Linked DNA regions of Homo sapiens: all the other regions are linked to region 2. Evidence: chromatin loops called from intact Hi-C (ENCODE). Cell type or tissue: endothelial cell of umbilical vein. All regions are shown on one strand. Region 1 overlaps TRA2A (transformer 2 alpha homolog). Region 2 overlaps IGF2BP3 (insulin like growth factor 2 mRNA binding protein 3). Region 3 overlaps IGF2BP3 (insulin like growth factor 2 mRNA binding protein 3). Region 4 overlaps GPNMB (glycoprotein nmb). Region 5 overlaps IGF2BP3 (insulin like growth factor 2 mRNA binding protein 3).

What was found. A loop is a pair of places that touch in the nucleus more often than their neighbours do. Peaks named below come from ENCODE experiments on the same cell type or tissue, not always from the same donor. Only the 100,000 strongest peaks of a DNase experiment are listed, where the experiment ranks them.
Region 1: it touches region 2 in a loop (6-fold over the local background); 16 of 110 quality-filtered maps call a loop at or near these places.
Region 3: a loop joins it to region 2, with 2.2 times the contacts of the local background. A loop is called at or near these places in 9 of 110 quality-filtered maps.
Region 4: it touches region 2 in a loop (5-fold over the local background); 22 of 110 quality-filtered maps call a loop at or near these places.
Region 5: a loop joins it to region 2, with 2.3 times the contacts of the local background. A loop is called at or near these places in 7 of 110 quality-filtered maps.

The regions. Positions count from the first base shown.
Region 1 is chr7:23,518,156-23,523,155 of GRCh38, reverse strand. It overlaps TRA2A (transformer 2 alpha homolog), which reads left to right. Exons shown (of 8, transcript NM_013293.5): 2 at 1,316-1,449. Among named protein-coding and RNA genes, the nearest start is that of TRA2A, 11 kb to the left of the region's middle. In endothelial cell of umbilical vein, no CTCF peak of the experiment used is centred here; no DNase peak of the experiment used is centred here.
Region 2 is chr7:23,355,517-23,360,516 of GRCh38, reverse strand. All of the region lies in intron 5 of IGF2BP3 (insulin like growth factor 2 mRNA binding protein 3), which reads left to right. Among named protein-coding and RNA genes, the nearest start is that of SNORD65C, 38 kb to the left of the region's middle. RefSeq lists a silencer at 1,793-2,087. In endothelial cell of umbilical vein, a CTCF peak has its summit at 2,702 (motif pointing left); DNase peaks (open chromatin) are centred at 2,846 and 3,016; H3K27ac peaks cover 2,628 bases.
Region 3 is chr7:23,415,595-23,420,594 of GRCh38, reverse strand. IGF2BP3 (insulin like growth factor 2 mRNA binding protein 3) reads left to right here. Exons shown (of 15, transcript NM_006547.3): 3 at 1,771-1,819. Among named protein-coding and RNA genes, the nearest start is that of SNORD65C, 22 kb to the right of the region's middle. In endothelial cell of umbilical vein, no CTCF peak of the experiment used is centred here; DNase peaks (open chromatin) are centred at 1,404 and 2,294; H3K27ac peaks cover 479 bases.
Region 4 is chr7:23,274,869-23,279,868 of GRCh38, reverse strand. It overlaps GPNMB (glycoprotein nmb), which reads right to left. Exons shown (of 11, transcript NM_002510.3): 11 at 4,761-5,000. Among named protein-coding and RNA genes, the nearest start is that of MALSU1, 22 kb to the left of the region's middle. RefSeq lists silencers at 2,213-2,262, 2,273-2,332. In endothelial cell of umbilical vein, CTCF peaks have their summits at 2,300 and 3,333 (motif pointing right); a DNase peak (open chromatin) is centred at 2,288.
Region 5 is chr7:23,427,468-23,432,467 of GRCh38, reverse strand. The region is part of intron 2 of IGF2BP3 (insulin like growth factor 2 mRNA binding protein 3); the gene reads left to right. Among named protein-coding and RNA genes, the nearest start is that of SNORD65C, 34 kb to the right of the region's middle. In endothelial cell of umbilical vein, a CTCF peak has its summit at 1,967 (motif pointing left); a DNase peak (open chromatin) is centred at 1,777; H3K27ac peaks cover 1,590 bases.

The sequences.
Region 1 (5,000 bases), 160 kb before region 2:
TACCTTCTTGCACATTGTGGTATGTCGTGGATAATAGAGCATTTTAAAGTGATCTGGTTGCAAAAATGTGTATATCAGGAATTAATAAGCTAATGGGGAAATTTTAAGAATTTCATGCTTATTAGTTTTTTCGGTATGTTTGTCTTCAGAACATATTTTAAGTCAGAATGAGCAAAGATAGTAGTCAAAGTTGGGAGAAGGTGTAATTTTACTGATTTTTTTCTTTTTGACTTATTTGAACCTTGACATGTGCTATGGGTGAGTTTAGATAGGTGTGTACAAATATTTCAGCCTGGGATGCCTTGCTCTAACTATATCTTGATTTCTTAGCATGACTTAGTGAAAGCTTATTTTTAAGAATCTTCAGATTATAAAGTAGTGAAAATTTAACACTTAGGTGGGGGGAAATTATAGTTGTTAGATTTATATTTGAATTATATTAAAATTGCTCACATTTTAGGAACTAGAATGAAACATGGGAGGAGGGTGAAGAGTATGGTTTAAAAAGCATTTAGAGAAATTTAGTAAATTCTCTTTGTTAGAAACTAGAGTTTTGAACAATTTTAAAGACTATAAAATTGTTTTTTTTTTTTTTTTTTAAATAAACTAGTTACTTGCACTTTACCTGCTGGCTTTTCCATTTGGTAGATAACATTCTGAACTCCAGCAGAGTTTTATAATCCCCACGTGCTTAAATATACTAAATGTTCTTTTTCCATTAAGGTTAATGTTCGTGAAGAAATTGAAGAGTTTTTTCCAAGAATGTGGAAGATAAATCAAGATAAAAGAAGGCTAATGAAAAGTATTAAAGATCAGAAAATTAAAATTGAATGGGGGAAAAAATTGAACAGAAGATTGGTCAGATAGAAGCACTTGAATATTTTTTTAAGGCTATTTTGAATTGTTTGAATTGGGGAAGAATACACGAAGTATGAAAAATGAAAAACTCAATGAAGAATGAAGAGAAGTAGAAAGCAAGAGTGAAGTAGAATTAAAAGAATCTGGAAGAATGAATGGGTCCTAGGTTAAGTAAATGTATGGTTTATGTTCCAGTGTCTGTATGATCAAGTTGTAGATGAATTTGCATGATTACTTAGTTAATAGAGAATTGGTGATCTGGTTCAAGTAGGGAATTATTGAGGACAGTTAGCAGTATTAACAGTGGGTTATTATTGAGCTGAAATTTTTTCTGGAGGGTGTTGTCTAACCATTTGTTTTTCAGGAGCAATCAATATAAATAATTACGGTACTTTAAATGTTAGGTGTTAGGCATCTACATGACCAGTGCCATTTGTAATACTGTCTTCTTTGTTAGGAGTCTCGCTCTCAGTCAAAATCTCCAACGGGAACTCCTGCTCGTGTAAAATCGGAGAGCAGGTCAGGATCTCGTAGTCCATCAAGGGTTTCCAAACACTCTGAATCCCATTCTCGATCAAGATCAAAATCCAGGTAAGTGTGTTTAAGATAATACTTAAAATATTCTTCTGGGGTTTTTGAGGACAAAGCAGTTGTTGGCTGCATTTTGTGTAGAAATTTCACGAAAGACTCAAAATTATAGTTTTTCTCAGACTGCTCTTTGTAAATGAATACTATATCCCAGACAAAGACTTGGAAGTATGGCTTGAGCCCAGGAGTTCCAGGCTGCATTGATTGCACCACTGCACCACAGCCTGGGTGCCAGGGAGACCCTATCTCTGAAAAAATAAGAAATCAATACTAAAATCATCTCCCAGCCCAATTAATATATTGGATAGTTGCAACCAGTACAAATTATGTGTATATAGCCATCAATTTAAATGTGTTTGGCATTTGATAATTAGTGTCTGGTTTCTATGCCAACAATATTTGCACAACAAAAAGGCGGTTTTCTGCATTGGAGTCTCACATGTAATTTAATGCAGAGAAAGTTGATGTGTGTATGCTATGCTGGTTGGTCAGAACGATTGAGAAGCATTTTTAGGATTTACATTCCAGCTACATTTTTATCTGAAGATTCTGACTCTGTCCAGCGTAGAGCTCTGGTGAGATGTAATTGGGCGGAAAAGTCCTTAGCTGATTTGGAGTCCCACCACCATGGATAACAGAAACGCAATAGTGAACCAATGCAAAGTTCACTGTCAAATGCCCCAGGTGTACTGAGGTGGGATAAAAAGTTTTAAGACAGGCTGGGTGCAGTGGCTCACACCTGTAATACCAACACTTTGGGAAGCCGAGGTGGGTAGATAACTTGAGGTCAGGAGTTTTAGACCAGCCTGGGCAACATGGTGAAACCCTGCCTCTACTACAAATACAAAAATTAGCTGGGCGGGGTGGCGGGCACCTGTAGTCCCAGCTACCTGGGAGGCTTAGGCAGGAGAATCGCTTGAACCCAGGAGGCGGAGGTTGCAGTGAACCAAGAGATGGCGCCAGTGCACTCCACCCTGGGTGACAGAGAGACTCTTTCTTTTTAAAAAAAAAAAAAAAAAAAAAAAATTTAAAACAGCCTGACCAGTTAGCTTACGTCCTTGTCATTTCTTGGGTGGAGGGATAGATTTTATGTCTTTGAATAGTCTACTTGCAAAGGGGCATGAGACAGAAAAATCAGTTAAAAGGCTGTCCTTTTCTTGGGGTTAGCAACCATACTGTTTTCTGTTACAGCAAGGGTCTAGCCCGGTGCTTGATTACTTACTACTCAGTTATTAAATTTATTATGTGCAGAATAGCACTGGCTAGAATTTGAGCTTAGAAATAGAAAGGAGCATGTTTTTGCCTTAGGGCCTTTGCATTTGCCACCTTCAACCTAGAACGTTTTTCTCCTGTCTCATTTCATTTGTCACCTGAGAACATTGTTATTCACATATCCATTATTCCCTTACTCTTAATTTTTTTATGTTGTCACTGTCTGATTTAAAAAAAATAGAGACTCCTGAAGAGTTTCTTGTTTGTTTTTGTTTTTGTTTTGAGATGGAGTCTCGCTCTGTTGCCCAGCCTGCAGTGCAGTGGCACGATCTTGGCTCACTGCAACCTCCACCTCCCGGGTTCAAGCAGTTCTCCTGCCTCAGCCTCCCGAGTAGCTGGGATCACAGGCACCTGGCTAATTTTTTGTATTTTTAGTAGAAACGAGGTTTCACCATGTTGGCCAGGCTGGTCTTGTACTCCTGCCTCAGGTGATCCGCCCACCTCGGCCTCCCAAAGTGTTGGGATTACAGGCGTGAGCCACTGCGCCCAGCTGGAAGAATTTTATTGTCTCACTTTCATTGCTGTTTAAAAGTAATAATTGATGTTTTAAATTAAGGATTTTCTTACTTTTTTTTCTTCATTTTAAAAATTGGAACTGTAAATTGGTGCTAGCTAAAATGGGAAATATCAACTCTTCTAGCGTTATTGTTCACCTATTGTGTTTCATAAGGTCTTTCCTCATTAGTTTTATTCCTGTATTCCATATCCTCACTTTGTAAAATCGTGCAAAAAAATTTTGCTTGATTACTTAGTTAACAGAAAATGGGTGATCTGGTTCAAGTAGGGAATTACTGAGGACAGTTAGCAGTATCAACAATGGGTTATTATTGAGCTGAAAAAAAGTAGAGACTGTTGAAGAGTTTGTTTGTTTGTTTGTTTTTTGAGATGGAGTCTTGCTCTCTTGCCCAGGCTGGAGTGCAGTGGTGTGATCTTGGCTCACTGCAACCTCCACCTCCTGGGTTCATTGAGTACCGTATAGAAGGTATTTTATATGACTGTCATCACTGCTGGTCTGTGTCAGTTTAGTTAAGGGTGGGTCATTAGTCTTTTTTTTGAAGACGGAGTCTCACTCTGTCGCCAGGCTGGAGTACAGTGGCCTCACTGCAATGTCTGCCTCTCTGGTTCAAGTGATTCTCTTGCCTCAGCCTCCCGAGTAGCTGGGATTACAGGCACACGCCACCAACACCCAGCTAATTTTTTGTATTTTTAATAGAGACGGGGTTTTATCATGTTAGCCACGATGGTCTCGATCTCCTGACCTTGTGATCTGCCTGCCTCGGCCTCCCAAAGGGCTGGGATTACAGGCGTGAGCCACCGTGCCCGGCCTGTCGGATTAGTCTTACAGGCAAAGAAAGGACTGCAAGCAACTGGGAATTAGAGCAACTGGGAACTAGAAAAGCAGCAGTAGACAAGTGAAATGTTATAGAAAGCATCAATAAGTAAAGGCTTAGGCTGAGTGTGGTGGCTCATGCCTATAACCCCAGCACTTTGGGAGCACAAGGAGGGGTGGATCACTTGAGGTCAGGAGTTCTAGACCATCCTGGCCAACATGTTGAGACCCCGTCTCTACTAAAAATACAAAAAATTTGCCAGGTGTGGTGGCACAGGCCCGTAGTTCCCAGGAACTCGGGAGGCTGAGGCAGGAGAATCGCTTGAACCCAGGAAGTGGAGGTTGCAGTGAGCCAAGATCAGGCCACTGCACACTCCAGTCTGGGTGACAGAGTGAGATTCTGTCTCAAGAAGGGGGAAAAAAAAAAAAAAACAAGAAATGAAGACTCAGAAATGTTACCAGTTTTGGGCTGGGCACGGTGGCTCATGCCTGTAATCCCAGTGCTTTGGGAGGCTGAGGTGGGTGGATCACAAGGTCAGGAGTTCGAGACCAACCTGGCCAACATGGTGGAAACCCCGTCTCTACTAAAAACACAAAAATTAGCTGGGCATGCTGGCAAGTGCCTGTAATCCCAGCTACTTGGGAGGCTGAGGCAGGAGAATCACTTGAACCCAGAAGGCGGAGGTTGCAGTGAGCTGAGATTGTGCCATTGCACTCCAGCCTGGGTGAAGAAGTGAGACTCTGTCTCCAAAAAAAGAAATGTTACCAGTTTTGATGGGCATTTAGGTGGTTGTTGAATTAGTTTAGCAGATACTAGATTGCAGCAGGCTAAAGAAGAATTGGAAATGGAAATGATACTTAGCAGAGAGGGGAATGTAGAACTTTATGGGCCAGGCACACTGGCTTAATTGGGGAGGTCGAGGTGGGCAAATTGCTTGAACAGGACTTCAAG
Region 2 (5,000 bases):
ACATAGTACAAATCTTCCTCCCAGTATTATTCCCTAACTACCTTATCTCTTGGGAGATAACCATGTGGAAAACAAATGCTACATGTATGTATTCCTCCTTTTACACAAATGATACCATAACATTTGAATGTTTTGTGTATATAAATATATTTTTTATAGTTACATAGTATTTGATTGTACAGATATGGCATGACTTTGATTAATCGCAGTTTGGATATTTAGGTTGTTTCCAGTCTCTTGCAGTTATGAACAATATTGTAGTGAATCTGTTTTTGCATGTCGTGTGTATGTAAGCATGTATCCACATGATAAATTCCCAGAAGTAGAACTGCACTTTAAATTGTGTTGTAGAGCTGGAGCTAGTTTAAATTTCCATCAGCATTGTGGGGGAGTCTTTCTCCAATTCTCCCTAACACAGGACTTTATCAAACTTTGCCAATCTAGTATGTGAAAGTGATATCTTGTGTTTTTCACTTCTCCCATAAGTGAGACTGGAGGCTTTTAATATGTTTAAACACATTCTGTATTTCTTCTGTTGGTATCCTTTGTTCATGTAAAATTTTTTGGCAATTTATATAAGGTCTCGGACATTATAGAAATTGTGGTATGAGTCATAAAACAAATTTATTTTTCTTTCTCTTCTTTTTTTGACTAATTTTGTTCTTTAGTTGTATCATGTAAGAAGACCAGGAAAATTTTACCTTTTATACCCTCAGTAGAACTGGGGATAAAAGTGAGGGCAGGGAGAAAGCAGAGGCTCCATATTGTTTTAATTTTTATTTATTTTGAGGCTGGGTTATGAGACTGGCAGTCTTTTTTTTTGTATTTTTTTTGTAGACATGGGGTTTCACCATGTTGCCCAGGCTGGTCTTGAACTCGTGGGCTCAAGCGATCTGCCCATCTCAGCCTCCCAAAATGCTGGGATTACAGGCATGAGCCGCTGCACCCGGCCATGTTTTACTTTACAAAGATTTATACTGAATACTTGGTAGAGCCAAGTCCCTGTTGGAAAATATAGGATGATGTGATAAACCCAAGGATATTTGGAGATTGTCAGAGACCTGTTGTTGTGGCCTTATTTGAAAACTTAAATTAGCTAAAGGGAAACAAAATGCTTATTTAATAGTTAATTAGTTGAATGGGAGAACATAAGTTGGAGACATAAGCTATGTAGATTTGAAGAGGCATAAGATGAACTTTGGTAGGGATAAAGTAATTGACATTTTAGCCTTCCTCCTTTAAAAACAAAAAAACAAAGCATTAAGACTGCAAGCACAGGAAAGGTAGACTGGCTAGTCAAGGCAGAATTATTGCTGAAAAGAATCCTAACCACGACAGCAAACTGAATGTAGACACACTGGTGTTCTCAAAATTCTTTAGCGTAGTTGTTAAGAGATTGGTAGGCTTCTGTTGATCCCAAGGAGGAAGGAAAAGGCTGTTAAGAATTGTATAATTTAGTAATTAGGTAACTTAAATAAATTAGGCATTTTGATTAGGGAAGTAGTCTTCATGTCCTTTGTTCTAATATTCAGTCAGTTAACATTTATTAAATACTAAATACTGACCAAAAGTTGCCAATAAGAATATTTGGAGAGGGACTACCTAATTTTAGTTCCTCCCTGTCAAGCGGCCTTATAAGAGTATTGTTCTCACTCCCTCTGCAAGAATTCAAAGATTGAGAAAATTAGAAAGCAATGAGGTATTTTTAAAAGTTAATCTAAGGAGTGGAAAACTCAGTTTTGTGTTACAGTGGTAAAAAAATTATCAGTTTTCTAATAAGCTTTTAAAAGGGATATGGAATATGTTTTCATTCTGTGAGGAGAATTAATTTTATTTGAGAGGCATTGGGTGTAGCAGAGAAAGCGTAAACACCAAAGTCAGGTAGCCCTGACTTAGTAACCTTGACTTCTGAGCTTTGGTTTTCTCAGCTACAAAGTGAAGATTAAAGAGAAACAAATATTTGTGCATATATGCATGTATTTATAGTTTAACCCACTGGTTCTGGGCTGCTTGGAGCAGTTTGAAGTGGCTTGAGCCTGGACTTCCAATGAACCCCATAGGCCTGCTCCATGGGTTCCAAACATGACAGCCTGCTGCCTAAACCAACCTGGTGTCATTTCTCCATGTTTCTCGGTAGCCACCCAAAGCTCAATCTTTAGGTGAAAGGGCTATGCTGGTAATTCTCAGTTTTCTCTTTGTAACATCTGTTGTTTGGAAGGCTATGTGACCTTGATGTACTTGTGAAAGTATGAGTGAGCTTGGAGGTTAAGAGTTCAATTCCAGAGCCCAGTTGCATGGAACAGACTGTGTGCCACCACTTTTCTAGCTGACTTTGGTCAAGTTAATCTGTTATGGTTCAGCCCCATTTCTAAAATGGGAATAACTGTAGTCTTTAGCTAATGAGGCTACTGAGAAAAACTAAGATAATGCCTCCAAAACATGTTTCATAATACCTGTAAGGTAGAGCTCAAAAGTTAGCAGCTATTATGTATTTTTCCAACATGTTTGATTGCTGCTTCTGCTCCCCTGTTATTGTTTGGTATACTTCATTTCCAGTGATGGCTGGTCACTGATGCTGAGGAGCCAGGCAGCTAGTTTTAACGTGGTTGTAGCTGCCTCTGTTAGTTAAAGCTCTATGAATGTCACTTAAGAAGAGTCCTCAAATACGGCTGTATCTTTAAGACAGAACTTAACGTGGAAATTCCTGCCACCTTGTGGCTAAAATAAATCAAAGGTTAATAGTACACATATTTTAGAAAATATTAATACATGTGTTCATTTTAGGCTTAAGTCTTGAATTATTAAAATAAAAATTTGACAAGTTTAAATTTCATTTCATTAGTTTCATTAAAAATGGAAGTATGTGTTTAGTGAATGCACCTTTTCTTGTTCCTCAGAGCGAGAGAGGCTCACCTATTTCCTTCCCTCTTCCAGAGATGTTGAGATAAGCCAGTCAAGGACAGACATTACTCATGAGAGGATTTGTCATGTGTGACAAAGAAATAACCCCCTAGAAAATGTGTAGACATTGAGTTCTTATACTTTCTTTTGTTTGGGGTTATCCTGATGTTTATTTTTGTTAGGGAATAGGAATGTTTATTCATACTTTGAAACTTCAATCATTCTGAGGCAGGAGAATTGCTTGAACCTGGGAGGTGGAGGTTGCAGTGAGCCAAGATTGCGCCATTGCACTCCAGCCTGGGCAACAAGAGCAAAACTCCGTCTCAAAAAAAAAAAAAAGAAAGAAACTATCATTGCAGTTCCTTTGTATCATTGTGAAGATCTGTATAAGGTAAATATGGTTATGTTTAGAAGTGTTTGAAGCAACTTGGCCAGTGGCTAAAGGTAAGAAAATTCCCATTTAAACTTTAACAATTATGTAAATAAAAGATTTATTTTGGAAAAAGAAATAAAGCAGTGAGACAAAGGGATTTTTTGCCATTCAGGGATAACCACTGTTAAATTTGCCATAGAGTTTTGTAGACTTTGTCCCATGCATTATAACTTTCAGAATTACAAAGATCATTCTGCAGAGTTTTGTGGGTTTTTCATTCAGTGTATTTATACTGATTCTAATCTCTGCATAGTGTTGGATCCTCACCACAGTTTCCTATCCCGTCTTCTGTTGTGTGTCATCTAGGGTATTTGCCCATACCGTTTTGTTTTGTTTTGTTTTTAGAACCAATTTAGTCATGAAGCCTTACATTTGGGCTTCATCCATATTTATTGCATTACGGTACATCCTTAAAATCATATTACCCAGGCTTTCAATAATGATTGCCAAATTGTCAACCTCTTATTCTTGATACAAGGAGATAATTGAATTTATGACTTTTCAATAATGGGTTAAACCTCATTTTGTGAGGACCCTGTATTATATACAGGGTGATATCTGGGAATAAAAAAGAAGAGATTTTTAGACATGGAATTTTATTTATTTTAGTATTATTTTTTGAGACAGGTTCTCATTCTGTTGCCCAGGCAGACTTGGGAGTGCAGTGGCACAATCATGGCTTAATGTAGCCTCAACCTCCTGGGCTCAACCAGTCCTCCCACCTCAGCCTCCCAAGTAGCTGGGACTACAGGCATGTGCCACTACACCCAGCTAATTTTTTTTTTTTTGTAGAGGCAGGGTCTCACTGTGTTGCCGAGGCTGATCTCAAACTGCGGGGCTCAAGTGATCCTCCCTCCTTGGCCTCCCAGAGTGCTAGAATTAGAGGTGTGAGCTCCTGCACCCAGCCAGGCATGAAATTTTAGAGCTGAAAGGGACCATGAATCTAATCTTTTAGTTTTATAGGGAGATGGCTAATGCCAAAAAGGAAAATGACCTTTGGAGGATAACGTGGTTATTTAATGTTCAAGCTGGACTAGAATTCTGGTCTCTAGTCCGTATTCTTTTTCCACTATTCAGATCTGTATGTGTGGACTCCTGGGTACGTTTAACTTGTCTGGGTCTCATTTCTTCTCCTTTTTTCTTTCTCTTTCCCCCTCTTCCTCAAGTTGAACTATTTATTGTCTCTATTGAGGCCCATTCAGCTCTAAATTGTGATCTACCCCAATGAACAATTTTTTTTTTTTTTTTTGGAGACAAAGTCTCATTTCATCACCTAGGCTGGGGTGCAGTGGGGCAATCTTGGCTCACTGCAACCTCCGCCTCCCAGATTCAAGCAATTCTCATGCCTCAGCCTTCCAAGTAGCTGGAATTATAGGCTCACGCCACCATGCCTGGCTAATTTTTGTACTTTTAGTAGAGACAGAGTTTTGTCATATTGTCCAAGCTGGTCTTGAACTCCTGACCTCAAGTGATCCACCCATCTTGGTCTCCCGAAGTGTTGGGATTACAGGCATGAGCCACTGCACCTGGCCCCAGTAAACTTCTTATCAATACATTTAAATTCTACCAACTGGCAAAATTACTCATCATCTTCTCAGCGACCCTTAAAATAGCACCAAGAGCAAAGAGTTAAGTAATGATGACAGGATCCTGGTCTGGCGCTGTG
Region 3 (5,000 bases), 60 kb before region 2:
GGTGTTTTCCTCAGATACTTCAAAATTGTGGATTATTTGACCTGGAAAGAGAAGTTCACTATAGTTCTTTGTTTTTTTTCTGTTTTTTATTTTTCTTTTTTCTTCTCTTTTCTTTTTGAGACAGGTTGTCACTCTGTTGCCCAGGCTGGATTGCAGTGGTGCAGTCACAGCTCACTGTAGCTTTGAACTCCTGGTCTCAAGCAATCCTTCCATCTCAGTCTCCTGAGTAGGTGGTACTACAAGCATGCAACACCATGCCCAGCTAGTTTAAAAAAATTTTAAAAAGATTTTTGTAGAGATGGGGTTTGGCTATGTTGTCCAGGCTGGTCTGGAACTCCTGGGCTCAGGTGATCCTCCTAAAGTGCTGGGATTACAGGCATAAGCCACAAGGCCTGTCCTATAGTTCTAATTGTGAAAGTTAAGTAATTTATTTCACTTGAGATGTCAAGCTCAATTGCTAGTTTTTGTTTTGTTTTTAATAGCTAGTTGACTATAAATTCTTCCTCCTTCAAAGGAGGTGACTGGCATGTGACTTCTATGGTATAGTCTCATACAGTTAACATGCAGTTGTGTTATATGTGTCGCCCTCTTCCTTCCCTTATACATACATATATACATGTGTAGGGAGGCATTTGGACTAAGGTGCTGATTCTTAACATTTTCTGTACTGTGCACTCCTTTAGCAGTCTGAAACCTATGGATCTCTTCTTATGTTTCAGTATGTCTTATTTTTTATTTTTTTGAGATGGAGTCTCGCTCTGTCGCCCAGGCTGCAGTGCCGTGATGCAATCTTGGCTTACCGCAACCTCCGCCTCCCAGGTTCAAGTGATTCTTCTGCCTCAGCATCTGGAGTAGCTGGGACTACAGGCACCTGCCACCATGCCCAGCTAATTTTTTGTAATTTTAGTAGAGGAGGAGTTTCACCATGTTGGCCAGTCTGGTCCTGACCTCCAGACCTCAAGTGATCCACCTGCCTTGGCCACCCAAAGTGTTGGGATTATAGGCCTGAGCCACTGTGCCTGGCCTCAGGATGTTTTAAAATGCATAAAATACGTAGGATTATAAAGGAAACCAATTATTTTAAAATGTAGTTAGCAGAATGTTAAAACTTGGTGATAGGTGCTTAGTATAATAAGCAACAAGTTCTAGCAACACATCTAAGTTTCACAGTAATGAGTATAGATGATAAAGATCTCCAACAGTCTAATGTGGTATGAAAATATCTGATTTATATTGATGTCAAAATTACAAGTACTGTAATTCTGTGGTTTAGTGCCAGCATTCATAATTGAAGGACGTGTTAAATTTCATTTAGGGGATAGTGAAGATAAATGTGTAATTTCCTGCCACCCACACCTCATTTTTATTTCCCTGAATTTTATCCATGGACTCCTTAGCTGTAACGGTCAGAGTAAGGTCACCTGGACTAAGGCCTTGTTTGTGTCCTGGGATGCCTAATTTGAAGCTAACGGATTTGAACTTAGAATGTAGTCATCAGATAAGTGTGTTTTAAACATTCTATCTGCCAATTTTAGTGGCTTTTAAAATAAGTCATAACAGTCCGATAAATGCTGGATCTCCAAATGGTCTCTATGCATTTTATGACTTTGCTTCTTTGCTTTTCCTTCTTGGGCTGTATTTTCTTAATAGATATTGGTTTGTAATTAATATAGAGTTAATATTTTAAGTAGTTTCTAAACTTCCATGTTGGCTATTATTGTTTTGCTTTTATGTTTTTTTCTTTTAAAAAACATTTTAATTCTTCTGCAGGATTCGGAAACTTCAGATACGAAATATCCCGCCTCATTTACAGTGGGAGGTAAGAATTTCTGTATTTAAAATTAAGATCTAAGTATGGAAGCCTATTGCTGTTAGTTTTTTCAAAGCTTTTTCTCCTTTCCTCAACTCTTGGGTGTGCTAGAACATAAAATTCTTCTCCTATGACCCGTGCCTTGGTGTGGGTTTTTCTTAGTAAGGGCACAGTGTATCTTTTAAAAATCTGCTCTTTGGGATAAGAAACCAAATATTGAAATATATTCTTGGGTAACTGGGTAATCTTTCTCATTCAGTCACTTCCCAACAGGATTTTGTTGATTTCAGTTCTTTCTGATGAGTTTGCCAATTGTATTTAAATATGAAGTTCCTATCTTGGCAAAGTTTTAAAAAGACAAATACCTGCTATTTTGTGCTGTTACTTTAAAATGTTATTCTGCTTCCTTTTGCTCAGATGGTGGCACTGCACTGATTGTGTAATATGCATAAACACAAACTATTTAGCACAATTGAATAGCCTGTGTCAGCAGTTTCCAAAGCATAATAATGATGTCATGGTGAGAATCTGAGACACCAGTAGTTGAAGGGATAAAAGAAAATGTCTTTTGACTCTTCAGACAATGGAACCTGAAAGTTCTTAAAACCCACCTTGGAGAGGGTGGTGCAGAGAAACTGCTTAGCTTTTATGTATCTCTAATATAAAAAAAATCAAGACTAACTAGTTTTGTGTGTTTTAGACTAGTCTTCTAAAATGACATTTGATGAGTCACTAAATCATAACCCCCATCAAAATGCAAAGTTTGGTTAAAAGGTTAGTTTGGTGGGAAGTTGATCTAAGTCTGATTCTCCAAGGTTTCTCAGTTGGTCACAGGTGATTTGTGCTGAGAATATTTATCTTCAGAACAGTATTATTGAGATTAAGCTTTGCAGGAAGGGGTTGGTTTTTGGTATATGCTGAATATATTGCAAGTTATATAATGCACTAAAAATATACTTTATAGATGGAAACGGTGGGTTATAAGATTAAACTTTTTACATGTTCCTGTTTTAGATTAACATTTATTTAGGGAATTCAGTAGCTTGTGGGATAGGTCCTCAAGTGTTGTAATAGCAAGATTACTAGTTCAATCCCCTTATTTTAAGATGAGCCATATTAAATATGATTTAAAATGTAATTTAATATGATTTTTTTTGTTCAGGAGCTACATCTGGTATGATGTAGCTTTCTATGAAACAGCCAAATGGTAGAAACCAAGTTTAAGTAAATTATTAGAGTACTAGCATATCTGCTATGGGCAGAGTTTCCTTTTAATTCATTCATAATCTCTTCAAATTTAGAGAATTTAGCTTTTAGTTTATTGCATTTTCCCTTATTCTGGGTATTTGCCGTATCTAACTTTTCTTAATTTTTGTATTTCACTTTACTCTCCTCATTGTCCTTTGAGGTAGTGTCAAGTTAGTGGATTATCTCTGTTTTCAAATGGGCAAATATGGGCACGCAAGATAAAGTTAATTAAGCAAGAGCACATACTGAATCGTAAGATGCTTGGAACTAGACTTTGGAATTCTTCACCTTTGACTCCCTTTAAAAATTTAATGATTATTTACATATTGATCAACAAAAACAATTTTATTGAGAGTTCGTTAGGAATAAGATGGGCTGCTGCTGTTAGGTGTTTCTTTCCTTAAAGGCTTGAGGGAACACTATTTCCTTTTTGAGAAGGGTCACTTTGTATGTTTTTGTTTGTTTGTTTGTTTGTTTTTTGAGATGGAGTTTCGCTCTCATTGCCCAGGCTGGAGTGGAATGGTGCAATCTTGGCTGACTGCAACCTCCGCCTCCCAGGTTCAAATGATTCTCCTGCCTCAGCCTCACTAGTAGTTGGGATTACAGGCATCCGCCAACCACGCCTGGCTAATTTTTTGTATTTTTAGTAGAGATGGGATTTTACCACGTTGGTTAGGCTAGTCTCAAACTCCTGACCTCAGGCGATCCACCAGCCTTGGTCTCCCAAAGTGCTGGGATTACAGGCGTGAGCCACTGCACCCAGCCTGTATATATTTTATTTATTCACGCTGGGTATGCCGCTTGTTTTGTGCCAAAGCCTTATCATAAACAGCGATAATTTTGCAGTTCTGGACAATTTTTATAATGGAAGATTAGGCATTGAGTCCCTGATTAATCTTAGAATCACTGAAAGTGGAATGACCGGACCTTATGTACCTTCTACTTTAATGCAGTAGAATATACATGTCACCACAGAGGAAATAGTCTTATCTCAATAGGTTCAACTGGCTTCAGTCTTAATCTAACTTTGAGTTTACAAGAAATACAGAAGATAGAGTGACAAATTAAATGATGCATCAAAGAAACAACTAGCCATGTCCTAAATATGGGATATTCCACAGGACATCCTGTTTTGCTAGAGGAGCAGTGGGATGAAAAAAGGAAGGGGCCTGTTACAGAGTAAGACTCAAGAGGATAACAAAAAAGCACTATAGTAAGTTCTCTGTGAGCAATGTAAATAGCCCTGTGAAGCAGCTTGGAGCACCTAAAAAAGCCTTATAGTTGTATTTTATTTATTTATTTTTATTTTTTTTGCAGGAAATGGGGCAGCCTTGAGGTCAGACTTGGAATTATGTCCTAGCTCCACTACTTTCTCATTGTGTGATCTAGTTATGGGATCTCTGAACAGGTTTTTAAAATTCTTTGAGCCTCATTTTCCTCTTTTCTAACCAGGGGTGATGATGGTGGCCCCCTCATTGGGTTGCTTTGAGCATTAAATAGGATTATGCATGATAAAGCCTTTAAAACAGTGCTTGGTACATATAAGTACACAATATGTTTTAGCTATGATATAATAAGAACAACAAATTCACCAGCTCTCAGCCTTAGGTTTTGTGCTTGTCTCAGTGAGATCCAGGCAGGAGCACAGATAACATACTCGGTATTTCACCAGGGAGAATCACACAGGTGCTGAAAGGCGAAAGAACAAAGAGAATCCAGAGTAGTGACTGTAAGGAGCAGCCACGGCCTGAGGGTTGGAAGGCCAAAGAGGAAGTTGAGGTTTTGGATCCTAGAGACTTGGAGGGAAGAGCCCTGAGCACCTGAGACTTAGATTTCTGAGCCATGGGAGCTCCTTGGCTATGGCTGGCGCCTGGGATGTGGGGAGGAGAGAGGAGTTATACATCTTGTTCAGAGTGTCCAGAGGAGCTAGAGGCTGTAACCA
Region 4 (5,000 bases), 81 kb after region 2:
ACTGGTTTCAGGTCATCTAGCTAAGACATCTTGCTGCAGCTCAGGTCTCTCAATGTAAGTCCTAGTTATCTTCCTCTACTCAATTCCAAAAATCAAATTTTGAAGCCATATCCACAGCCACAAAATCCTTCTGCCACATTCTCATCAGTGGCTAATCTTTTTTTGCTCTAAAGGAATTTATTTCAATAAACATTTTAGCTGGGCGTGGTGGCTCATGCCTGTAATCCCAACACTTTGGGAGGCCGAGGCGGGTGGATCACTTGAAGTCAGGAGTTCGAGACCAGCCTGGCCAACATGGTGGAACCCCGCCTCTGCTAAAAATACAAAAATTAGCTGGGTGTGGTGGCAGGTACCTGTAATCCCAGCTAGTCAGGAGGCTGAGGCAGGAGAATCACTTGAACCCAGGAGGCGGAGGTTGCAGTGAGCCGAGATTGTGCCATTGCACTCCAGCCTGGGTGACAAGACCAAAACTCTGTCTCAAAAAATAAAATAAAAAATAAACACTTTAAAATTAAGGACTCAATAAGCCCAAATCTTGATACTTAATTTGCATCATTAAAACCTATACAATAGGTCAGGCATGGTGGCTCCTCCCTGTAATCCCAGCACTTTGGGAGGCTGAGGCATGTGGATCACTTAAGCTCAGGAGTCTGAGACCAGCCTGGCCAACATGGCAAAATCCCATCTCTACTAAAAATACAAAAATTAGTCTGGTGTGGTGGTGCATACCTGTGGTCCTAGCTACTCTGGGGTGCTGAGGTGGGAGAATCGCTTGAGCCCAGGAGGCGGAAGTCGTAGTGAGCTGAGATCGCACCGCTGTACTCCAGCCTGAGTGACAGAGTGAGACCCTGTCTCAAAACCAAAATAAAACAAAACAACAAACCCATGCAGTGAAATTAATAATGGCAGTTACATTGTAAACTGGAGAAACATTTTGATTAGTGAGATGACATGACATTTGTGAGAAAATTATACATAGAATGAAAATTGGTTAAATACTAATATACCATTAAGGTACCCAAATCCCAAAATGCCTATGGGAGAGCGCCAAAGAAAAAATTTATTCCAGAATTTCAAGGACAATAGGAATGGCTGTTCAGTTCTAAGCAGCAGAGGAACTGTCCCTGCAGATTAAGCTGAGGCCAGTGGGGTTGACCAAGATGGGGGACTCCGGGTCAGAGCTTAGCGCTCTTCCTGCAGTGACACTTGTGCGGTGACATGTTACATTAGTCTGGAATCCAAGCTCTATGAGAACAGAGTCCTTGTCTCTCTTGTCACTATTGAGTCCTCTCCTAGACAAGAGCTTGGGACATACTGGTGCCCAGTAAATGACAGTTGAATAATTGAAATCAGTCTGCAAGGGGTGATTCCTGGGAGCTGAACTCTGCTTTTTTTTTTTTTTTTTTGGGACAGGGCCTCACTCTGTTACCCAGGCTGGAGTGCAATGGTGCACTCTCAGCTCATTGCAACCTCCTTCTCCTGGGCTCAAGCGATTCTCAAGCCTCCCGAGTAGCTGGGGTGACAGCCACCTGCCACCACATCCAGCTAATTTTTGTAATTTTAGTAGAGACGGGGTTTCACCATGCTGGCCAGGCTGGTCTCGAACTCCTGACCTCAGGTGATCTGCCCGCCTTGGCCTCCCAAAGTGCTGGGATTACAGGTGTGAGCCACTGCGCCCGGCCTGAACTCTGATTTTTTAAGGTAACTATTCTGGCAGCTTTGGAACCATTCTTTTAAAAACCTTAAAGGATTTTCCCCCACCAAAAGCCCCATCAGAATGTGGTCACCATCACCCCTGGATGACCACCTTCTCATCTGCCCTTACACTGTCACTCTGGTTTGAAGTTGCTACACATTCTGGATGTAATGAGTGCATTGAACGTATTGCCCTCTAAACTATTAAACAATTGAAAATTCAATGAGGGCAACCAATGTTTATAAATGAGTCAGAAGTGTTTAAAATGCAGACATTTAGAAAAAGTCCCAAGAATAAGAAATTCCCAGAATAATTTATTACCTATACATTTCAATTTTCTTTGGAAGTTCTAACGCTCAACAAACATTAATCAAATTATCTCACTATCTTTTAGGTTGCTTCCCCCGTTTCACAAATTGTGATTCAGCACAAGTTAAATGACTTGTTGCTGGGGTCATAGGGATAATATAAATTTAAATAATTCACTATTTCAGCCCTCTCTCCTGCCACTTGTTAGATTGAAACTGAGGGAGGTTTGATGAGGATTTTGACCTGCTTCCTCAAAGAATGACTGTCTATTTGCTGCTCTCTGCTACCCCCTGTTGATAAGGGAAGGAAAGAGCGGATTTCAAGACCAAATTTCTCAACGTTAGTTCCTTCCACCCAGCAGTAGCAGGATTATCTGGAAACTTGTTAGAAAGCCTTAAGGGGCCTCACCCCAGAACAGTGAATTCGAAGCTCTGGGGGTGGGCCCAGCAATATGTGTTTTAACCAAACTTCAGGTGATTCTGCTGCAATTTGAAATTACTTTTTTGCTTTAGGTACTAATGTCTTGGCCTCCTAGTCATTATAAAGATGATACAGCCTCTCCACACTGCTTCCGTCCTCAGGCCTCACATGGAGTACATACCACCATGCCATAAACAGGGTGCTTCCATGCCCACTCATTCGGGCAGATGCATGTGCCGCAGCCCTGTGAAGTAGCCAAGGAGGGCAGACATACCCATTTTACAGATGAGGAGACTGAGAAAGGAAAGGCTCAGGAAGGGTCAAACAACTTGCCCAGAGTTACTCAGACTTCAGTGGCAGGGCTGGATTCAAATAGTCTTCTGTCTTCATGTCCATGCCCAGAGCTTCAGTAGTCACTACAAAGCAGGGTGGTTCTACATTCAGGGTCAGATAATTGTTTTTTGTTTGTTTGTTTGTTTTTTGAGATGGAGTCTCCTTCTGTCTCCCAGGCTGGAATGCAGTGGTGCGATCTCAGCTCACTGCAACCTCTGCCTCCTGGGTTCAAGTGATTCTCATGCCTTAGCCTCTTGGGTAGCTGGGATTACCAGCGTGCGCCACCACACCTGGCTAATTTTTGTATTTTTAGTAGAGACGGGGTTTTTGCTGTGTTGACCAGGCTGGTCTCAAACTTCTAAGCTCAGGTGATTCACCTTCCTCGGTCTCCCAAAGTGCTGGGATTACAGGCAGGATCCACTGCGCCCTCCATGGGCCAGATAATTCTTTGTTGTGGTGGTTGTCTTGTAGATTGTAGGATGTTGGGCAACATTACTGGCCTCTAACCACGGGATGCCAGTTGTATCCCACCCTAGTTGTGACAACCACAAATGTCTCCAAACATTGCCAAATGTCCTCTAGGGGGCAAAATCACCCCTGGTTGAGAACCATGGCCCTACAGTCATCACGTAAATGGGGAGAAATCTCAATTCTTGTTCTGCAAATTTTACACTCTTTGGAAGCGATTTTAGAACAAATAGCTGTATTTTTTTTGGCCTCTAGGTCATCCAGGAAATGAAGAACCTAGACTAAATGTTAATCCCCACAATACCTTTACCATTCCTTAAGAAAATTAACAATTCTATAATATCATCTGGTATCCAGTGTGTACTCAAGTTTCCCCAGTTGTCCCACGAATATCTTTCATCACTGTTTTTTCCTCAAGCTAGGATCCAATGTAGATTCTCAAATTGCGTTTGGTTGCTGTGTCCATTTTGTCTCCATTAGTGTAAAACAGGCAAACTATGTCCCATGGGCCAAATCTGGCCTACCACCTGTTTTTGTAAATACATTTTTGCTGGAACACAGCCAGGCTCTTTTATTTATGTAATGTCTATGGTTGTTTTCACGCTACAATGAGAGAGTTGAGCAGTTGCGATCGAGACTGTGTGGCCCATAAAGCCTAAGAGATTTAGTACCCAGCCCTTTATGGAAAAAGTTTACTAAACTGTGACCTAGAATTCCACCCCCTGCCTTTATTTTTAATATGATACTGATTACTCAAAGAGTCCAGGACAATCGCTTATAGAAAATCTCTTCTTTTAGATTGATCTGATTATATACATTTACACATTAAACTTTTATTTGAAGTTTCACATATGATGTGATTGTGTGTATATACAGATATTTGAAAGATATATATATATATATCTTTTTTTTTTTTTGAGACAGAATCTGGCTCTGTTTCCTAGGCTGGAGTGCAGTGGCACCATCTCGGCTCACTGCAGCCTTGACCTCCAGGGCTGAAGTGATCCTCCCACCCCAGCCTCCTGAGTAGCTGGGACTACAGGCATGTACCATCAGGCCTGGCTAATTTTTGTATTTTTTGTAGAGACGGGGTTTCATCATGTTGCCCAGGCTGGTCTCAAACTGCTGAGCTTAAGCAGTCTGCCTGCCTCAGCCTCCCAAAGTGCTGGGATTATAGGTGTGAGCCACTGTGCTCAGCCATATATATATATATATATATATATATATATATATATATATATATATATATATGTAGTTAGGTAAAAAATATTTATGAGATTATCAATGCTCTATGAGACATTGTTAAACAACTTTTTACTTGTCAAAAACTATAAATGAAATTGAGGCTGGGTACAGTGGCTTACTCCTGTAATCCCAGCGCTTTGGGATGCTGAGGCAGGAGGATCCTTTGAGGCCAGGAGTCTGAGACCAGCTTGGACAATATAGGGAGACCCTCATCTAAAAAAAAGAAACAACTGTAAGTGAAATTGAAAAGCAAATGATGAATCAGAAAAATAATTACAATACCAAGGTCTTGTCTCTTCCCACACTTTATTTTTCAGGAAGGAGAGAAAAAGAATGTCATGTCTAACATATAGTAGATGGTTTTAGTTACAAACAGAGGTGAAATCCTTACTGATCAAGTTGCCATGAAAAACCAGGGACCTCATCTTTGGAAAGTCTTAATATATGATTTCAAATATGTGCAGCGACTGTACAAAAATTTGGAAATATACACAAGAGTGTCACTCAGCATCATGCCTGGTATATAAAA
Region 5 (5,000 bases), 72 kb before region 2:
AGAAGTAAAACAAAGGCCCAGTGTGATGATGTGTGCCTGTATCAATTGTCTTTCGAACAGTGTTAGGTTTTCCTAACTTGCACATGTCCTAAGGAAGTATAAAAACTTTGACTATGTTTCTTCAAGGAACATTTAATCTTCTAAAAGAAAGACATAGCAGTGTGTAAATGCAAGCAAACAATAGTAGTAAGAGAGTACGTAGAAAAACATTCAGTCTTTTTTGGACTCTTCTAGTGCATACTCATGGCGTCAGTCAAGTTTTCATCCATGCACGTCTGGCTGTCAGACTCTGTTCTACATAGATGGAGATAACGTGTGCAAATGTAAAAGATAAAATATACCTCTGTTTTAGTTAACGGGACTAAAACATAGCTGTTACCATGGAGATCTGGGAGCTGGGGATAATGGAAAAAACCATGTTTAGATTCTCACTTAGAACTGTGATGTAAAGAGACTTTGTTCCCTTGCTCATTGTTTAAGTAATATTGAATAATTGCCTGAGATGAGCTAAGCAATCTGTTAACCAGTGGAATGTGCAACAGTGAATAAAACAAGTAATTTTGCCTTTGAGACTCGCCCTGTTAACTATACCACAGTGGCCACCAATCCATAAGAGAGAGAGAGAATGTGTGTGTGTGGGTTGGCGGGGGAGGGGCCAAGTTCCCCTGCCCCACCCCCAGAAATTACGATTTAAGTCTGTTTTGGGGCCCTGGAATCTGCATTTTAGTTAGTCCCTTGTGGTGATTCTAACATAGGTGGTTCTCGGACCATAATTGAAGGACATCTCTTTATTTTACGGTGTAGGGGACCTTGTAATCTTTTTTTTTTCCCCCTTCCTTCCTCCTGTTCAGTTCACTAGAATCTGGCATTCTTTTTAACTGTTGCAGGAAGTATGCTTTTCTTTAGTGTACCTGTGACCCTCTGTTAATCCACTAGATGCAATGCCATCTTTCATAGGGATTTTTGACCTGGGTCTACCTGTGTTACTCCTAAGTTATGTTTCCTCCTTTCCACTTTTACAGATACTTATTTAAGACTGACCTAAAGTATCTAGTTTCTTCTGCTAAACTATAAAATCTATAGGAATTTTATAGGGGGATGGAGAACTGATGTCACAGAACTAGTTAGAACTGTTAGAATCTAGAATTGTTTTCCTCTTGGTTCATTCTGATATTATGCTGCTGGCTAGAAACAATAGCTTATTTTTCCCTCAACAACTAGTAAAGTTCATTTTATAAAACACAAAAGCTAGAAGAAATGGAAAACTGCAGATGATTCTACCAGCCAGTGCTCATCACGGTCAGTATCGTAATGCTCTCTCTTCCTTACTTCTGTTAATGTTCATGTGTATGTGTGTATGTACAGATATGTACATTTTGTTCCTGGTTGGAATGTTCTTTTTGTGATAAAACCACGTATTTTAAAATGAGATCATATTCCATGTTCTCTTTTAGTGATGCACTTTTTTCAGTGAACAGTGTCATAAGCGCATGTCTTCATTAAATATTCTTTCATATTTATAATATCTCCATGAGATTTCATTCTGTGTATTGTAATTGAATCCCTTTTTCCTGGACCTCTAAGTTCTTCCTAGTTCTCCCTATTTACAGACAGCTAAGCCTTTGAGCGTGTTACAACTTTACCTAAGGAAATGATGTAAGAAAGATAATTCTTGAGTTAGAGGATAAGACACTGCCAAGTCAGCAATGAGGCAGAGTTATGCCAGTTGACATATAGACCAGGAATGTAAGACTGATCATTTTCCCAAGTATTTGCTTGGAGTACAGTATTAAACTTCTTGAAAATTGAGGTTGACCTTTTAAAGAGCTGATTCTTAACTGTATAAACCAAGAAAGAATAGGTGTAATTACAGTATAGCCATATTGAAATTAGCCAGGCTGAATGAAGTCCTCTTTGGACATAGGTTTAGTTCGGCACAGCTGGAATGAAAATTTGCAGCCGGTACAGAGTGCCACCAAGTGGCGGGTTGGAAAGCCCATGCTAGACTGCTTTGAGCCATAAGGCTTGGCTTTTTACTTGAAAATACCAGTCCAAATCCGAACCTTGTGTTCCAGTTTTTTTGCATAAGAAATAAGGCAGCTGGGCGCGGTGGCTCCTGCCTGTAATCCCGCCGAGGCGGGCGGATCACGAGGTCAGGAGTTCGAGACCAGCCTGGCCAGCATGGTGAAACCCCGTCTCTACTAAAAATACAAAAAATTAACTGGGCATGGTGGCGCGCGCCTGTAATCCCAGCTACTGAGGAAGCTGAGGCAGGAGAATCGCTTGAACCCGGGAGGTGGAGGTTGCAGTGAGCCGAGATCGTGCCACTGCACTCCAGCCTGGGTGACAGCGAGATTCCATCTCAAAAAAAAAAAAAAAAAGAGGCAAAGAAGAACATGTTACAAGTTAGACTTGGTTTTCTCCTTCTGTCATCAGCTGGTGTTAGCAGCATTATGTCAGTATCTGTCTTATAAAGCAGGGAAGCAGTGATTCCCACTTGATTTGTATGTAAGCATTGGTAGAAGGAAGGGGCTGAGACAGAGCCTTTTCCAGAGGAATAAGTTAAAGGTGCATCCAGGACTTACAGGTAATTTGGATGAAAGGTTGCAGGTCTAATACAGTTTTGTGTCTTGCATTGGGACTTGACTTGATATGACTAGCTTCAGAAGTACCTGAGGTGCCTATGTATATAATCTTTGTAATGCTTGAGACAACTGAGTAGTTGTGTTTTCCTCATAGTTGCCTTTCCTCTCTTCCTTCTTTCTTGGTATTAATATGTAAGCTTGTCCACTTAATTTCAATATTGAGTCGCCATATGTAAGTTATTGTGGTTTAAAGCTAAGGTGTAAAGGGAAAATATTGCTTAGGATTAGCATATATTTTTATCTTTTGAATTTCATGTGCAATCTATACTTTTTTGTGAAGTTATTTGGTATGGTTATGCTGTTGGTTGGATTATAAGTGAAATCAGTAAGACCGACTAGAGTATGGTTAGGAGGATAGAATCTGTGGCCAGAATGCTCAAATACATATGCTGACCCTGCCACACAGTAGCTGTGTGTGTATTCAGACAAATTAAATTACTTCTGCCTTTGTTTCCTAATCTGTAAAATGCCAACTCTGAGGGTTAAATGAGAAAATAAACATAAAGCACTTTTTTGGGTTCTTATTTCTATCTTTTGTCAGATTTTTTAGTGGAAGAAAATATGCAAATATAAGAGACTTTCTGTGAAATTCCAGTCATCCAAAATCTGAGTTGGAAATAATCAGTATGAACCCATGGTTTATTTTCTTTCCAAGTGTATTTTCTAGCTCTGGCTTGGAAGCAATAACCAATCTAATGAGTGCCTCTAGTGACCAGATTGTAGTCTCTCTGTACTTTTTCTGACTAAAAGGGATCAAGGATCCATGCTGATAAGGCTGATTATAGATGGGGGCAAGAAACATACAAGCTAAACCTAGAATATCACGTCATAACAGAAAGCAGAAATGCTCACAAATATTATTGGAGTCACATCAAAAGATGAAGGAGCTAACATGAAGAAGCCGTTTTGCTGGCCAAAGATGGGACAATTTGAGCATCAAAAAAGATTGATACAAGCAAAATATGTATGACTCTGAATTAATAATGATACTGAAGGAATGAAATATTTGATTGTCTTTGGGCAATGTCAGGTCCCTAACATGTTATTCTGAAAAATTTGAAATAATATCTTTGGACTCCTTTTTTTTTTTTTCCCCCTAAAAAAAAGAAAAAAAGAAAAAGAGGCTTGCTCTGTTGCTGAGGCTGGAGTGCAGTAGCATAGTCATAGCTTACTGTAGCCTCTCAACTTCGTGGGCCCAAGCGGTTTTCCCACCTCAGCCTCCCAAGTAGCTGGGACTACAAGTATGTACCACCATACCCATTAATTTTTAAAAATATATATTATATATATATATTTTTTTTTTCTTTTATACAGCATCAAAGAGAAGCCAATAATATTTTTTTCTTTTTTTGAGACGGAGTCTCTCTCTGTCGCCCAGGCTGGAGTGCAGTGGTGCGATCTCAGCTCACTACAACCTCCGCCTCCCGAGTTCAAGCGATTCTCCTGCCTCAGCCTCCTGAGTAGCTGGGATTATAGGCGCATGCCACCATGCTCGGCTAATTTTTTGTACTTTTTAGTAGAGATGGGGTTTCACCGTGTTAGCCAGGATGTTCTCAATCTCCTGACCTCGTGATCTGCCTGCCTTGGCCTCCCAAAGTGCTGGGATTACAGGCATGAGCCATTGCTTCTGGCTTTTTTTGTTTTTTGAGATGGAGTCTCACTCTGTCTCTTAAGGCGGGAGTGCAGTGGCATGATCTTGGCTCACTGCAGCCTCCACCTCCTGGGTTCAAGTGATCCTCCTGCTTCAGCCTCCTAAGTAGCTGGGATTACAGGTGCGTGCCACCACACCCGGTTAATTATTTTATTTTATTTTTTTTGAGATGGTGTCTCGCCCTGTCACCCAGGCTGGAGTGCAGTGGTGCGATCTCAGCTCACTACAACCTCCGCCTCCTGGGTTCAAGCAATTCTCTGCCTCAGCCTCCTGAGTAGCTGGGATTACAGATGCCGGCCACCATGCCCAGCTAATTTTTTATATTTTTAGTAGAGATGGGATTTCACCATCTTGGCCAGGCTGGTCTTGAACTCCTGACCTCGTGAGCCACCCTCCTCAGCCTCCTGAAGTGCTGGGATTACAGGCGTGAGCCACTGTGCCTGGCCTAATTTTTCTATTTTTAGTAGAGATGGGGTTTCACCATGTTGGCCAGGCTGTTCTTGAACTCTGGACCTCAGGTGATCCACCCACCTCCGCCTTCCAAAGTGCTGGGATTACAGGCGTGAGCCATCACACCCAGCAAAATTTTTTAGTTTTTAATTTTTTTGTAGAGACGAGGTCTCGCTATATTGCCCTGGCATCAAGCGATCCTTCCACCTTGGTCTCCCAAAGTGCTGGGATTACAGATGTGAGCCACTGTGCCC